3 separate regions of the Homo sapiens genome follow, and regions 2 and 3 are each linked to region 1. Evidence: chromatin contacts called from ENCODE Hi-C or POLR2A ChIA-PET data. All regions are on one chromosome and are shown on one strand. The core of a region is the stretch at or near the end of the contact, and the rest is flanking DNA. Distances in the headings are between cores, read along the strand shown.

Region 1 (4,873 bases), core at 1,942-4,441:
CTATACATTCTCACCCACATTCTAACTTGCGTTATTTATCAGCATTTCATAAGCATCAGTCCTATCTCTATAATTAATTTTCAATTTGACTCCTGGCAGGAACTATGTATTATGTCATCCTTTTCTGAAACTCCATGAGGCTACACTATTGTAGGCACATTTTGAAAATCAGTAAAACCTCGTTGATTTAATTTAGAAGGTTGAACTCAAACTGCAGTCCTCCTCACATAAAGCTATGCAATTGACAGAACTAACTCAAAAATGAAATTATGACCATAAAATCTTGAGTGTCCCAAGAAAGTATAAGTGGCATACTTGAGACCTTTTGTCTAGAAGAATAATTCCCAAATCCAATCTGCCAAAAAGGCAGGCTCCATGAGACAGTTTCCACCAGCCTGCAGTTAAACAAGAAAAACAAGGAAAATGATATGTCTTTTTCATAAAGATAAATTTATTCAATTTAAAAAAGGTCCTTTAAGAACATGCCCTTCCTATTATTTTAATGTGAACATGCCTTTTGTTTTATAAAATGATAGTGAGTATAAAGAGTAGTGTGCATGTTATTGCAATCATTATTTTTAAATGTTCTTCCTTAGTAAAATAAAGGTGGGCTTCCCTCTGTCAATCTTGCTCATTCTTTTTTTTCAAAATTGGAATTAAAAATCCAAAAGACTGGGAGCCACTGCTATAAAACTCAATGGTGGGAACAATATTTTGGAAATACTACACCTGAAAAAGAAAAGAAATTTACTCTAACATGTAATAGAATGGAGATGTCTCCTGTGTGCATGTTTGGTGACTGTACAACACAGCTGCAAATTCTGCAATGCTCTTCCCATGAAAAGGTGAAGTCTATGTTGCCTCTCCTTGATTCTGGGTAACTGCTTGAATGAATAGTGTATGACAGAAGTGATGCTATGTGACTTTCAAGATTAGGTAATAAAAGGCCATGCAGTTTCCACCTTGTCTACCATAGCACTTGCTTTTGGAGCCCTGAGGCCCCATCTGTACATCTGACTACCCTGAGACTGATATGCTGAAGAGGTCACAGATAGGTGCTCTCACCTACTGTCCCCACTGGGCCCAAAATGCATGAGAAACAGACTTATGAAAAATGTATTTATCTTCTTAAGTTTAAGCATAATTATAAACAATGAAAGTATGGTTTTCTTTTCAGAGAAATCTCCTCTATATCAGCACAGTGAACAAACAAAGCATAAATATCTAAGAGGAACTGGTATTTTAGAGGAACAGAACAAGAAAACAATCTTTCAGCCATTCCTGCCCAGATGTCAGTCATCTTAGACCCTCCAGCAAAATACCACTGAGTGACCTCTGTTTAAACCACCAAGAACAGAAGAATCACCTAGCCAAGCCTTGTCCAAGTTCCAAAGTCACACAGGAGTGTGAGATACAATAAAATGGCTATTGTTTAAAGCCACTAAGATTTTGGATAGTTTGGGACATAATAACACATATCTGGAATAGCATACAGTAGTTCCCCCTTATCTGCGGTTTTGCCTTCAGTGGTTTCAGTTATTCGCAGCCAACCATGGTCTGAAAATATTAAGTTATTTTGAGAGACAGAAATACCATATTTAGGTAACTTTTATTATAGTATATTGTTATAATTATTCTAGTTTATTATTTTATTATCAGTTATTGTTATTAATATCCTACTATGCTGAATTTGTAAGTTGAACTTTACCATGGGTATGTATATATTGAAAAAACAGTATATATAGGGGACGGTACTATCTGCGATTCTAGGTATCACTAGCGGGTCCTGGAACATATAAGGGAAGATCTCTGTACTTCCCAAAACACTGCTGAAAATATTTCATTCACTGGGATACCCAGACTATAAGAAATACAGCATTAAGAATCATATATACAGATTAATATATTTGTATATATTATTTGTATATATTAATATATAATATATTGATTAATATAATTGATTATTAAATATATACACTTCTGTACTTTCTGTTTTTTGTTGTTTTTTTTTTGAGACAGAGTCTCGCTCTGTCGCCCAGGCTGGAGTGCAGTGGCGTGATCTCGGCTCACTGCAAGCTCTGCCTCCCGGGTTCACGCCATTCTCCTGCCTCAGCCTCCCGAGTAGCTGGGACTACAGACGCCCGCCACCGTGCTCGGCTAATTTTTTGTATTTTTAGTAGAGACGGGGTTTCATCATGTTAGCCAGGATGGTCTCGATCTCCTGACCTTGTGATCCATCCACCTCGTTCTCCCAAAGTGCTGGGATTACAGGCGTGAGCCACCTTGCCGGCCTCTACTTTCAGTTTTAAAGAAAATCAAAATGGCTTAATTGCTAATATTTCTTTCAATGCTGCAAATCATTTCAAAAGAACATCAAAAGCAACCTCATTCTACTTTTCCCCCATAATTCCAGCCATAAACTAAACAGTGATTGGGGGTTAGAAAGTTTTCCCTCTTGGTCCTGTCAAGTCTTCTCCAGGCAATCCCAGGAAAGATGTTTTTGGCTTTTGTTTTGTTTTAATGAATAGATTTTAAAAGTAGGGGAAAGATAGGAATTAAGTAAATGGGGACCAGGATTGAAGCAGAGGGTGTTTATGGGTGGTGGTGGTGGGTGATTTGGTTTTAAGATTGGAGAATTGATCATGATGCAAGGAGAAGAAATATGTGGAGTGAACTTTCTCACCAATAAAAATACATTAATTAGCTCTTAGAGGAAAGAGCACAAGGACATAAATTCTGTGTGTCCTGGAGCATGTCACCTACAATATGGCTGATTAATAAAGCTCTGAGACAGGATGAAACAAAACCGCAGCTCTTCTTAGAAAACTGGGTAGCAGATTCACTACCATGGTTTTCTATTTGCACAACCATTCTCCCCCGAACTGAGAACCTCCAGGCCACTTCCTATTTTCCCCATCGGTAATCACTTAAGTCTTGAACATTTAAATCTCAAAACCCAACTTAGACTAAACGTAGTAAACTTTGGCTCCCTGTGTGTGTGTTGGGGTGGGGGGTGAGGGAGAACACCATGCACACAAGGTTGTCACAAATAACAAATTGCTCCTGGGGGCCTGGCTGGAGCCTCACAGCTGTGTGTGCAGATAAGCAGAGCAGTGTGGAAGGTAGGGATCCCAGGGCTTTGTGTTACCTTCACTTTCTCATAGACTTTCGGATGATGCTGTCACCATCTGCAACCTGACCCATCCCCATGCGGAGATTCTGACAGAGTGCAGTGGGGGCTGTCAGACAGATCTGACAGGGCTGGACTCATGCCTTTATTACTGATTGCAATCCACCTCTCGGGGACACACACGCTGGCTTTCCCAAACAGACTCTGACTTGTTAAACCCTTGGGTTGTATGGTTAGCTTTTATTTAGAAAGTTCTAATTTCAGCTGTTGGAAATAAATTGTATGTGATTTTCTAGATCTTACATCTTAATTACTTAGCAATTTAACATACAATTGTAGATGATAATTTTTCTAAGGTCCACTGCCCTCAGGATTCGTGTTAAAAGTATCTCATCAGCACATCGAGCTGCAAACAGGAAGTTGTCTGGGATATGGGGGAAATTTTAGCACCATGTTACTCTTCTGTGTTAGATCTAATTTTCTCTCTGCACTTTAACAATGATGACTGTCACTAATACCTAAACATTCACTGTTAGATTCTGTGTCCATTTTTCTTTTTAGTTAAAGCCATATATATATATCCCCCTACTTTAAAGGACAAATTCCCTTTTTAATTGAATTATACCTAACCCCTGGGCCATTTGAGTAAAATCTCGTCATGGTCAGCTTTCCTTTTGTTTTACAGTAAAGAGCAATTCATATTGTGTTTCAGGTCCTACCTGTCGTTGGCAAACTCTAGCCTCCAGGGGGAGCCAAAGACTCCCCCACACTTTATCTAGCAAAGAAGAGCTCTGATTCTGTGAAGGCCAACATGGAAACTGGACTTAAACACCAGGCCAGCGTAGGGGTTGGGGAACTGACCTCTTCATTTGGGTCATCTCTTTTCCGTGTAGTGTTTTTTCTGGTATCTCTCACCATGCCCCCTCTCCTTCCCTTCCCCTTCTGCCTCTCTCAAGAACTGTGAGGGGTCTGAGATTTCACCTTACCTGAAATTTAGTCAGTTAGACCGCCAGGCTCACGGGTGCCAGCAGAACACATGAGATTCTTGGCTCTGAGACTTTAACATTCACAGCAACAGCAGTAAACAGGGTATCAGCACTTGTGCTGGCCAAGAGGGCATGAAGCAGGAGCCAAAGCCTGCCTCCAGCATCAGCGTTGGGCTAGATGAACAGGAGGACCCTTGCTTATCAGGATAGGAGACCATGTCCACATTTGGAGACATATTCTTAGCTAGTAACAAAGAATGTGCAGGTTTGTAGCAGGGGTCCACGAACTATGCTTTCGTGCAGCGTACAAGCTAAGCATTCTTTTTTACATTTTTTAAAATGGCTACAGTAAAGAAGAAAATGTGATAGAGACCACAGGTGGCCTAAAAAATTTGACGTATTCACTATCTGGGCCTTCACAGACAAGCTTGGTGATTCCTGGTCTATAGCATCGTCTGTGCTTAGGGCCCGAGGTGGGAGTGGCAGTGCCATGGCAAAGAAGATTCAGGATCTCTCTCTTTCTTGTTCCATCAGAGACACACATTGCAGGCCTGATGGGAACAAGTACATTATGAGATTATTTTGCTCTTTCATTATTAACTCCCACCCCAACATAAACACCAGAGGCAGATGGATTTCATAAAATAGGATTGAGAAAACCTCGCCCAGATTCAGGCGTGTAAACCAGCCGGAGCGGCGCGGCAGCGGCAGGACCGCCGTGGCGCCTAGAGTAGCGACCCGCGGGGAGCACGGGGCG
Region 2 (4,597 bases), core at 1,861-4,360, 560 kb before region 1:
CAGTTGCTTTCTGGTAACCAGGCGCTGCCGCTATCTGCCGGGCACTATCTTTAAAAAATGGGAGTTGCCACTTTAAACCCCCAGTGTCTTCTGAAATGGTTTTATGTATAAGATTAGAGCCATTTAAGCTATCTTTTTCCCTAGAAAAGAACCAAAGAAGGGAGAAAGAGGAGAGGAAGCATACAGCAAGATAGATATCACCTACAACAAATTTTGATTAAGAACATATGCTGCCACTACATTAAAAATTGCCCCAATTTTCTCAGAATAAAAAAAAATTGTCTCAGAAAATGATTTTAAGAATATGAGAATTGATTTTCTGGATCCCTGGACCTGCAACCTAGCCAAATTCTGCCTCGGGGCTATCTCTGAGAGCACTGCTATTCAAAGCATAGTCCAAAAGGAGCAACTTTAACTTTACCTGGGAAGTTGTTACACAGGCAGACCCAGCCTCGGACCAGTTGCAGCAGACTCTGGTAATTTGTATGCAGGTTAAAGTTTGAGAAGCAGACAGATCACAGCTCACTGTAACTTTGAACTCCTAGGCTCAAAGGATCCTCCTGTCTCAGCCTCCTGAGTAGCTGGGACTACAGGCGTGTGCCACCACACCCAGCTAATTCTTACATTTGTTTTAGCAGGGTCTTGCTATGTTGCTCAGGCTGGTCTCAAACTCTCAAACTCCTGGCATCAAGCAATCCTCCTGTCTTCACCTCCCAAAGTGCTGGGATTACAGATGTGAGCCACTGCACCTGGCCAAGAAACACTATTTTCTTTTCTTTTTTAAAAAACTTTTACTTTAGGTTCAGGGGTACATGTGCAGGTTTGTTATATAAGTAAATTGTGTGTCTTGGGGGTTTGGTGTACAGATTATTTCATCACCCTGGTAGTAAGCATAGTACTCGATAGGTGGTTTTTCAGTCCTCTCCCTCTCATCCTCCACCCTCAAGTAGGCCCTGGTATCTGTTGTTCTCCTCTTTGTGTCCATGTGTACTCAATGTTTAGTTTCACTTATAAGTGAGAACATGTGGTATTTGGTTTTCTGTTTCTGCATTAGTTGGCTTAGGATAATGGCCTCCAGCTCTATCCATGTTGCTGCAAAGAACGTGATCTTGTTCTTTTTTACGGCTGCATCGTATTCCATGGGGTATATGTACCACATTTTCTTTATCCAGTCTATCATTGGTGGGCATTTAGGTTGATTCCATAGCTTTGCTATTGTGAATAGTGCTGCAGTGAACACCTGTGCGCAGATGTCTTTATGGTAGAATGATTTCTATTCCTTTGGGTATATACCCAATAATGGGACTGCTGGGTTGAATGATAATTCTGTTTTAAATTATTTGAGAAATCACCACACTGCTTTCCACAATGGCTGAACTAATACTTTACATTCCCACCAGCAGTATATAAGCTAAGAAGCACTTTTCAAAAACAGTGGTATTGTTGATCTAAAAGGAAGAAGCTGAGTCAAAATTAATATAAGTAGAGAGTTTATTTGGGCCAAGCTTGAGGACTGCAACCCAGTGTATATTGAAGTGTATATTCAAGTTGTCCTGAATATACAATCTGATTAGCAGCAGTTGCATGTGAATGTTTATAAAGGAAAAGAGGCAGTTCCTAAGTTGTTTATCAAAATTTACATTAAAATAACATAAGCTGTTGATTGGATACACATTGTTCTTTGTATCACAGATTCCAGGAACATGAAGATAACAGGGAATGTAGCTAGTCAGGAACAAAATGCCTTTTTTTTTTTTGAGATGGAGTCTCTCTCCGTTGCCCAGGCTGGAGTGGCGCCATCTTGACTCACTGCAACCTCTACCTTCTGGCCTCCTGGGTTCAAACAATTCTCCTGCCTCAGCCCCCCGAGTAGCTGGGATTTCATGAGCATGCTGCCATGCCTGGCTAATTTTTGTATTTTTAGGAGTGTAGGGGTTCCACCATGTTGACCAGTCTGGTCTCAAACTCCTGACCTCAAGGGATCCTCTCGCCTCGGCCTCCCAAAGTGTTGGGATGACAGGCATGAGCTACCACACCACCAGGAACAAAATGACTTTAAATAATTGCCCACAGGCATGGGGGGTGGTGGGTAGGGGGAGGGTATGTGCCGGGGGTGTGACTGAAGTCCTCTACTCCCGTCTCTCTGGGCCTAATAAATTTTGCACACCTCACATAGCTCAGACTGCTGAGGGATTTTTCTTTTCTTAGTATCAACCCTGGTTTACACATCAGAATCTTCTGAGGAGCTTGAAAACAATATCAATGTCCAGGCCTCGCCCCCAGAGATTGGCACTGGAATTGTTTAGAAGCTCTCCAGTGATTCTATGCGCAACCAGAGTTGAGAACTGATTTAGTTTCTTTTCTTTTCTTTCTTTCTTTTCTTTTTTTTTTTTTTTTGAGACAGAGTCTCGTTCTGTTGCCCAGGCTGGAGTGCAGTGGTGCCATCTCGGCTCAGTGCAGCGTCTGCCTCCCGGGTTCCAGCAATTCTCCTGCCTCAGCCACCCGGGTAGCTGGATTACAGGCACGTGCCACCATGTCTGACTAATTTTTGTATTTTTAGTAGAGACAGGGTTTCACCATGTTGGCCAGCCTGGTCTCGAACTGCTGACCTCAGGTGATCCGCCCGCCTTGGCTTCCCAAAAAGCTAGGATTACAGGCATGAGCCACCAGGCCTGGCCAACTGATTTAGTTTCTAAAACTTGTTACAAGGCAGAGCTGATAAAATTCTAAATCTGAGGTCTTCAAATTTTGTGCTTCCTAACTAAACATTAAGTATTAGGATTAAATCCCAAAGCCAGTTAGCTTCTGGAGGATGGGAATATATTATTTGTCTTGTTTTTTTTAAAATATGTGTCAGCTAGTTTCAAGAGCAACTAGATATCCCAGGATAGGAAACAAAACAACAAAAATAGATATCAAATGATTATGGTTTTGCTCACGAATGCATCTCAGTATTGGACAGCCCACCCTTCGTGGTGTTTTCACTTCCTTGGATGGGTCGCATAGCAGCACACCAAAATGACCTGCAGATGTAGTCATTAAGATAGGCAAAACAGCCAGACTGGCCCTGCCACCATGCAGGCTACTATAGATGCAGCTTTCTTTTCTTTTTTTTTTTTTTGAGATGGAGTTTCGCTCTTGTCATCCAGGCTGGATGGCACAATCTCGGCTCACTGCAACCTCTGCCTCCTGGGTTCAAGCAATTCTCCTGCCTCAGCCTCCTGAGTAGCTGGGATTACAGGTGTGTGCCACCACATCTGGCTAATTTTTGTATTTTTAGTAGAGACAGGGTTTCACATGTTGGCCAGGCTGGTCTCAAACTCCCGACCTCAGGTGATCCACCCGCCTCGGCCTCACTAAAGTGCTGGGATTACAGCGGTGAGCCACCGTGCCCTGGCCAGATGCAGCTTTCAAAGCTCATCTCCTTACTGCTTATGAGTCATTTCCTGAAGTGATAAACACACAGCCTGCTGGGTTGAAACTGTACATGCTGTGTTATCTGAATTCTGAGATGCTACTGAATTTGACCTCTGGTTTTCCGTGTGTTTCCATAAGACTAGCATGCAATCAACAGTCCCCATGACAACAAACTTGGCGCTTGAGTTTCACTTTACAGGAATGCCACCATGGGTAGAATCTGCTGCTGTTCTGAATTGTCTCTTGGTCTTCTGGTCTGAAACTTTGCTCAGCAAGCACCTCTCTCTTTCCTTTACACAGCAGGTGGCTGAAAATCAGACCTCACACAGAGCTTCCTGTTCTGTGGACCACACCATACCTGATGACGTGAATCAGTATCTTTTCTTTTCTTTTTGTGACAGGGTCTCACTCTGTCACCCAGGCTGAAGTGTAGTGGCACCATCTTGGCTCATTGCAACCTCCGCCTCCCAGGCTCAAGCCATCCTCCCACCTTAGCCTCCCAAGTAGCTGGAACTACAGGCATGAGCCATCACGCTCGGCTAATTTTTGTATTTTTCGTAGAGACGGGGTTTTGCCATTTTGCCTAGGCTGGTCTCGAACTCCTGGGCTCAAACCATTCATCCGCCTTAGCCTTCCAAAGTGCTGGGATAATAGGCGTGAGCCACTGAGCCTGGATGTTGAATCAGTTTCTTGCTCCAAGACTTGGAACCCCTCAGCTCTGAAACAGCCAGAAACCCAGAGTGGTGCCTGCAGCTCTAAGCCAACTCTTTACCCCTGTTTGCTTTTATGCTTTTATAATAATTACCAGTTTATCTGTTTTCTTCAAGTCAATAAAGTTGGGACATCTTGGATAAGGGCAGTGGTTTTCAAACTTCTTTTGCTCAGAACACCTTAATACACTTAAAATTATTGAGGACCAGCAAAGAGCCTTTGTTTATGTGGGTTGCATCCATTGGTGTGCTGGAGTCAACTTGTACCTGCTCACAAGAATTCAATATTCAGGAAATTTGTCAAGCCAACTGTTAAACAGTTGGGAGCTTGAAACTGGAAAAGAAGGGAGTATTCACACCATCAAAATTGGCAAATGCTAGTTTGCCAGATCAGGCTTTTTTTCTTTTTGTGGAGATCCTGCTTAGCAGCACATCACTGACTTTTTTTCTTTTTCATTTTTTGAGACAGC
Region 3 (4,556 bases), core at 74-2,573, 840 kb after region 1:
TAATGCTGTAACCTATGTGCAATTTTGTTTAACCTTCATGTTACTAATTCCCATTTGTTTTGGCCACCAAGTTTATCATAAGTTCTGGAAGAACACTACAACAAAGCAGGCCTGCAAAATCCAGCCTATCCCCAAAGTACTGTCCAGGTCTTTGCTAGATTATCTCTAAATTGCAAAATGCCTTTCACTGCATGGAGAGGAAAATAAATTCATAAGTAAACAAAAAGTACATTCTCTACCTTGTGGGACGCCGAAATCATGCACATTTAGTATAGCCCAGAAACAAATGCTTCCTACGACTCTGCAGGACCATGTCTAAGAAGGAATATCCTCAAATCCTGAAATATTTCAAACGACTACTTAAGAATGGAGTACATCGACCTCCTCCTACTGCAGAAATTAACTGTTCTATATTTGTATCTCCAAGGTACATTTTTCCTAAAAGAATATCAGCACCAAGGAGACTACACCCCTTACCAAAAAAAAAAAAAAAAAAAGAGGGAGAAGAATCTTTTGAGTCATTGTGCGAATCCCCACGTTGGGCTCCGCATCCTCTCAAGCCGTTCTCCTGTAAATAACCAGACACATCTACACCAATCCACGGTTCTTTCATGGTTCTAAGTTAGTCAGCAGTATTTACAGAGATCTTTCCCGTCACCTAAAAGAAAGGTGCTAACGAACAGCAGTTCCTGGGCGTGAATGCCCGGATCCCGGGATGCAGGCGCTTCTCCCGTCTGCCCTGCGAGCTGCCGGCCCGACAGCCCCATAGACCCCTAGCATTTCTCGAATCCAGGGGCCTCCGAGGTCACCCTGCCTGACACCCTTTCCGCCCCGATTTTCGTGACCGTGCAGCCAGCACTGCCTACTCTGACTGAACAGGGACGATGAACGCAGCTACGCCCCGCGGGTCCACCGATGATGACCGCAGTCACGAAGAGGCCAGACCGCCGCCCGCCTCTCAAGCCCACCCCGGGACCCCGGGTTACTCCGGCACTGATGCCGGCCGCCGCTCGGCCTGCCGGGCCTCAAGGACATTCCTTGCAGTCCCCGCGGGTCCGAGCTGCCACACCGACAAAGCGCAACCGCAGCCCCCTCCAGGTCCGCAGGAGCTGCCGGTAGCCACTTCCCAGGGCCGAGGGAAGCTCCAGAATTGCCACCAACACAGCCCAAACCCCGCTCCCACCCATCTCCGCCCCGCTCCCCGCCGCCCCTGCCCCTCTTCTCGGTCACCGCCCGCCTCACCTCCAGATCTCACTAGAGGCCACCGAACCCCGGCGCCGACGCTCAGCCTGGCTCCAGTTAACGCAGTCGCGGAGCGGAAGGAGCCCTCACCTTACGCACGCTCGGAGCTGGACGAGCCTTCGACCAATAAGAGAGGATCGTTCGATTGTCTAGCCAATCGCCTGGGGGCTGCTCGGCCTGACGGCGCTACGTCACGAACGGTCGCCTTAACAACCGCCCACAGCTCTCTGCAGGGCCAAGAACAGGCACCGCACCATCTCTCACCACGGCTCGGCCAACCAATAGCCGTTCGAGTCCCAGCACTAGGGCCTGCCTATTGGTCCTAGAGCTGTGGGGGCGCACGCATGGCAGCTGCCTAGGCGGAGGCGATAGGGGACCAGGCGGGTGGAGTGTCCCACAGCCTCAGTGCCTGACCCGTGCTCGTCCTGGCTGTGATAGTACAGTAGGAGGCAGTGATAGGAAGCAGAATCGGAGCGTGAGGGAAAACGCAGGGTCAGGTCGATGACTGAAAGCTCAGTTACTAGCGCGGGAGAGATGGAGGGAAGCGGAGGCGGCCATGAGAAAAAGAGGAATATAAAAAAAGGGAAGGTGGCGGCGACGGGCACCTCAAACCTGTAACTGGCCGGTAGCCGAAACCAGCGCTTTCCCGAGATTTACCCATTAGTGTAAATGGCTCCGGTCACCTGCGTCTCTCTCTCTTGTGTGCGACATCCATTGCATACTGGATTCTCTCTGAAATGTGCCTCTCCTGCGTCTTCTGTGCGTTCCTTCTGCTCTCCGCCTGGTGCAGGGCTTTATTATGTCTTACTTAAAACAGTGCAATAGCCTCTCCTAACTGGTCTTCCCAGTCTTACACGCATGCACTTCCCAATCTGTCCTGCAGAACTCCCACATGCAGTATGTGGCATACTACTTCCTATTATGCCATAGACCCAAATCAGCGTTTCTCATTGTCTACTGGATTAAAGAAAGAACCTGTCACCACTAATATGGCCCCACCACACATTTCTGACGTATCTCTACTTTCCTGTGCGAACCTTACAGTTCAGCCAGGAGTAACTGGCCCTTCTTCAGTCACACTCAGTACCTTTTTACCTCCCTGCTTATGTTCTCTTTGTTTACCTTGGATATGCCTACCCATTTTAACTGCTGAGATCCTAAATATCCCTTAAGGACTTTTTCATATGCCACCTCCTTTCCTAATTCCCTCAAACACATCATCACTCCCGACCTTGAAAACCCATAAAATTTCCGTAGTATTTTTTTATTTGTCTTACTATCGTATGTGGAAATTTATTAAGGACAGGAATTGTATTTCACTCAATTTTTAAAGCCCATATTTTGAAACACATTACGAAGAAAACACTAAACACTCCTTAGTTTTAATAAATGATTATAGATTCTTATAATCCTTATATAATAGGTATTATTCCCATTTTACAAAAAAGTAAAAATTAAAGTTTGTCAAGCAACTTGCTGTAGATCACATAGATAATGAGCAAAACTGGAATTTGAACCCAGATCTAATGCTTAGGCTGGTTCTACTGTTCCCCACTGCTTCAGTGTAAGACCTTCATTCATATCTCTTTACCAAATGTTGCCTTTGAAATGCTCATTATGTGAAGTACACACTGTGGTTGGCATGGGAGATATAGTGACAAACATGACAGACATAGTGCCTGCCTTTATGAACCTTGCACAGTAAAGAAAACGGGTGAACTACCCAAAGATTGCAGTGTTCTCTTAGCAGCCTTGTCAAAAAAAAAAAAAAAAAAGAGAGAAAAGTGTGTAAGTACCGAGAGCCTAGAACCTGTCATATTTTTAATGCCGCTAGAAGTCTCAAGGACCAAATATCTCAGAAGTTACAGGTTGTACACATGCCTACTAATGTAATTCAAATAAGGACTAAAGTTGTTACCAAAACAGGCTTTAGCCCAAGATTTAGAAATTTTCATTCGCAAACTGCCTAATTGGGAACTCCAATAGGAATATGAGTTCCAAAGCAAGCAATAAAGAAACACCAGTTGTCTAGTTTTATGCTCTTAAAATAAATTCTATATCCTTCCCAAAAGGTATTTCAAAAGAATCTTTATAGCACTTAACTAATAATTTGTACTTAGTGATAAATCACAAAATTTGGTATGGACACAAGGTAGAAAGGGAGGGTGGGGGAAGCGCCAAGGAAGTCCATGTGCCGCTTCCTCATATGCATTTAACCCTTCAAGGAAAGAGTTTATAAAAGTATAATTTTTTTATTTTTAGAGACAGAGCCCAGGCGGGCGTGCAGTAATGGGTCCGGAATTGGAGGGTTCTTGGTCTCACTGACTTCAAGAATGAAGCCGTGGACTCTCGCGGTGAGTGTTAACAGCTCTTAAGGTGGCGCGTCTGGAGTCTGTCCCTTGTGATGTTCAGATGTGTTCGGAGTTTCTTTCTTCTGGTGGGTTCGTGGTCTCGCTGGCTCAGGAGTGAAGCTGCAGACCTTCGCGGTGAGTGTTATAGCTCTTAAGGCAGCGCGTCCGGAGTTTTTCGTTCCTCCCAGTGGGCTCTTAGTCTTGCTGGGCTCAGGAGTGAAGCTGCAGACCTTCGTGGTGAGTGTTACAGCTCATAAAAGCAGCGTGGACCCAAAGAGTGAGCAGTAGCAAGATTTATTGCAAAGAGCAAAAAAACCAAGCTTCCACAGTGTGGAAGGGAACCCGAGCTGGTTGCCAATGCTGGCTCAGGCAGCCTGCTTTTATTCTCTTATCTGGCCCCACCCACATCCTGCTGATTGGTAGAGCCGAGTGGCCTGTTTTGTCAGGGCACTGATTGGTGCGTTTACAATCCCTGAGCTAGATACAAAGGTTCTCCACGTCCCCATCAGATTAGTTAGATACAGTTTCCACACACAGGTTCTCCAAGGCCCCACCAGAGCATCTAGATACAGAGTGTCGATTGGTGCACTCACAAACCTTGAGCTAAACACAGGGTGCTGATTGGTGTGTTTACAATCCCTGAGCTAGACATAAAGGTTCTCCAAGGCCCCACCAGAGCAGCTAGATACAGAGTGTCGATTGGTGCACTCACAAACCTTGAGCTAAACACAGGGTGCTGAATGGTGTATTTACAATCCCTGAGCTAGATATAAAGACTCTCCACGTCCCCACCAGACTCAGGAGCCCAGATGGCTTCACCCAGTGGATCCTGCACCAGGGCTGCAGGTGGAGCTGCCTGCCAGTCCCGCGCCGTGCGCTCACACTCCTCAGCCCTTGGGTGGTCGATGGGACTGGGCGCCGTGGAGCAGGGGGTGGTGCTCGTCGGAGAGGCTGGGGCTGCAC

What was found. A loop is a pair of places that touch in the nucleus more often than their neighbours do. ChIA-PET counts read pairs that join two places held with the same protein, here RNA polymerase II (POLR2A). Pooled maps may share reads with other maps.
Region 2: a loop to region 1 is called in a map with no recorded cell type, with 7 times the contacts of the local background. The contact joins two enhancer-like sites. A Hi-C loop is called at or near these places in 3 of 37 single-sample maps with no recorded cell type and 4 of 50 pooled maps.
Region 3: a map with no recorded cell type shows a loop between it and region 1 (10-fold over the local background). The contact joins the promoter of HMGCR here to the enhancer-like site in region 1. A Hi-C loop is called at or near these places in 2 of 37 single-sample maps with no recorded cell type and 4 of 50 pooled maps. POLR2A ChIA-PET finds 5 or more read pairs at or near these places in 1 of 52 experiments (GM12878).

The regions. Positions count from the first base shown.
Region 1 is chr5:76,174,254-76,179,126 of GRCh38, reverse strand. The region is part of intron 2 of SV2C (synaptic vesicle glycoprotein 2C); the gene reads right to left. It also overlaps the pseudogene RAP1BL. Among named protein-coding and RNA genes, the nearest start is that of SV2C-AS1, 93 kb to the right of the region's middle. RefSeq lists an enhancer at 2,937-3,016. Within about 2 kb of position 3,191, at least 3 of the 41 ENCODE cell types and tissues checked have a DNase peak (open chromatin) inside an H3K27ac peak, as active enhancers do; they include GM12878, where a contact is called at or near this core.
Region 2 is chr5:76,738,062-76,742,658 of GRCh38, reverse strand. No RefSeq gene overlaps it. Among named protein-coding and RNA genes, the nearest start is that of F2R, 24 kb to the right of the region's middle. RefSeq lists enhancers at 1,027-1,106, 3,240-3,309, 3,410-3,739. Within about 2 kb of position 3,110, at least 15 of the 41 ENCODE cell types and tissues checked have a DNase peak (open chromatin) inside an H3K27ac peak, as active enhancers do.
Region 3 is chr5:75,333,987-75,338,542 of GRCh38, reverse strand. HMGCR (3-hydroxy-3-methylglutaryl-CoA reductase) reads right to left here and starts at 1,323. Exons shown (of 20, transcript NM_000859.3): 1 at 1,243-1,323. RefSeq lists enhancers at 293-851, 852-1,412 and a silencer at 1,092-1,211.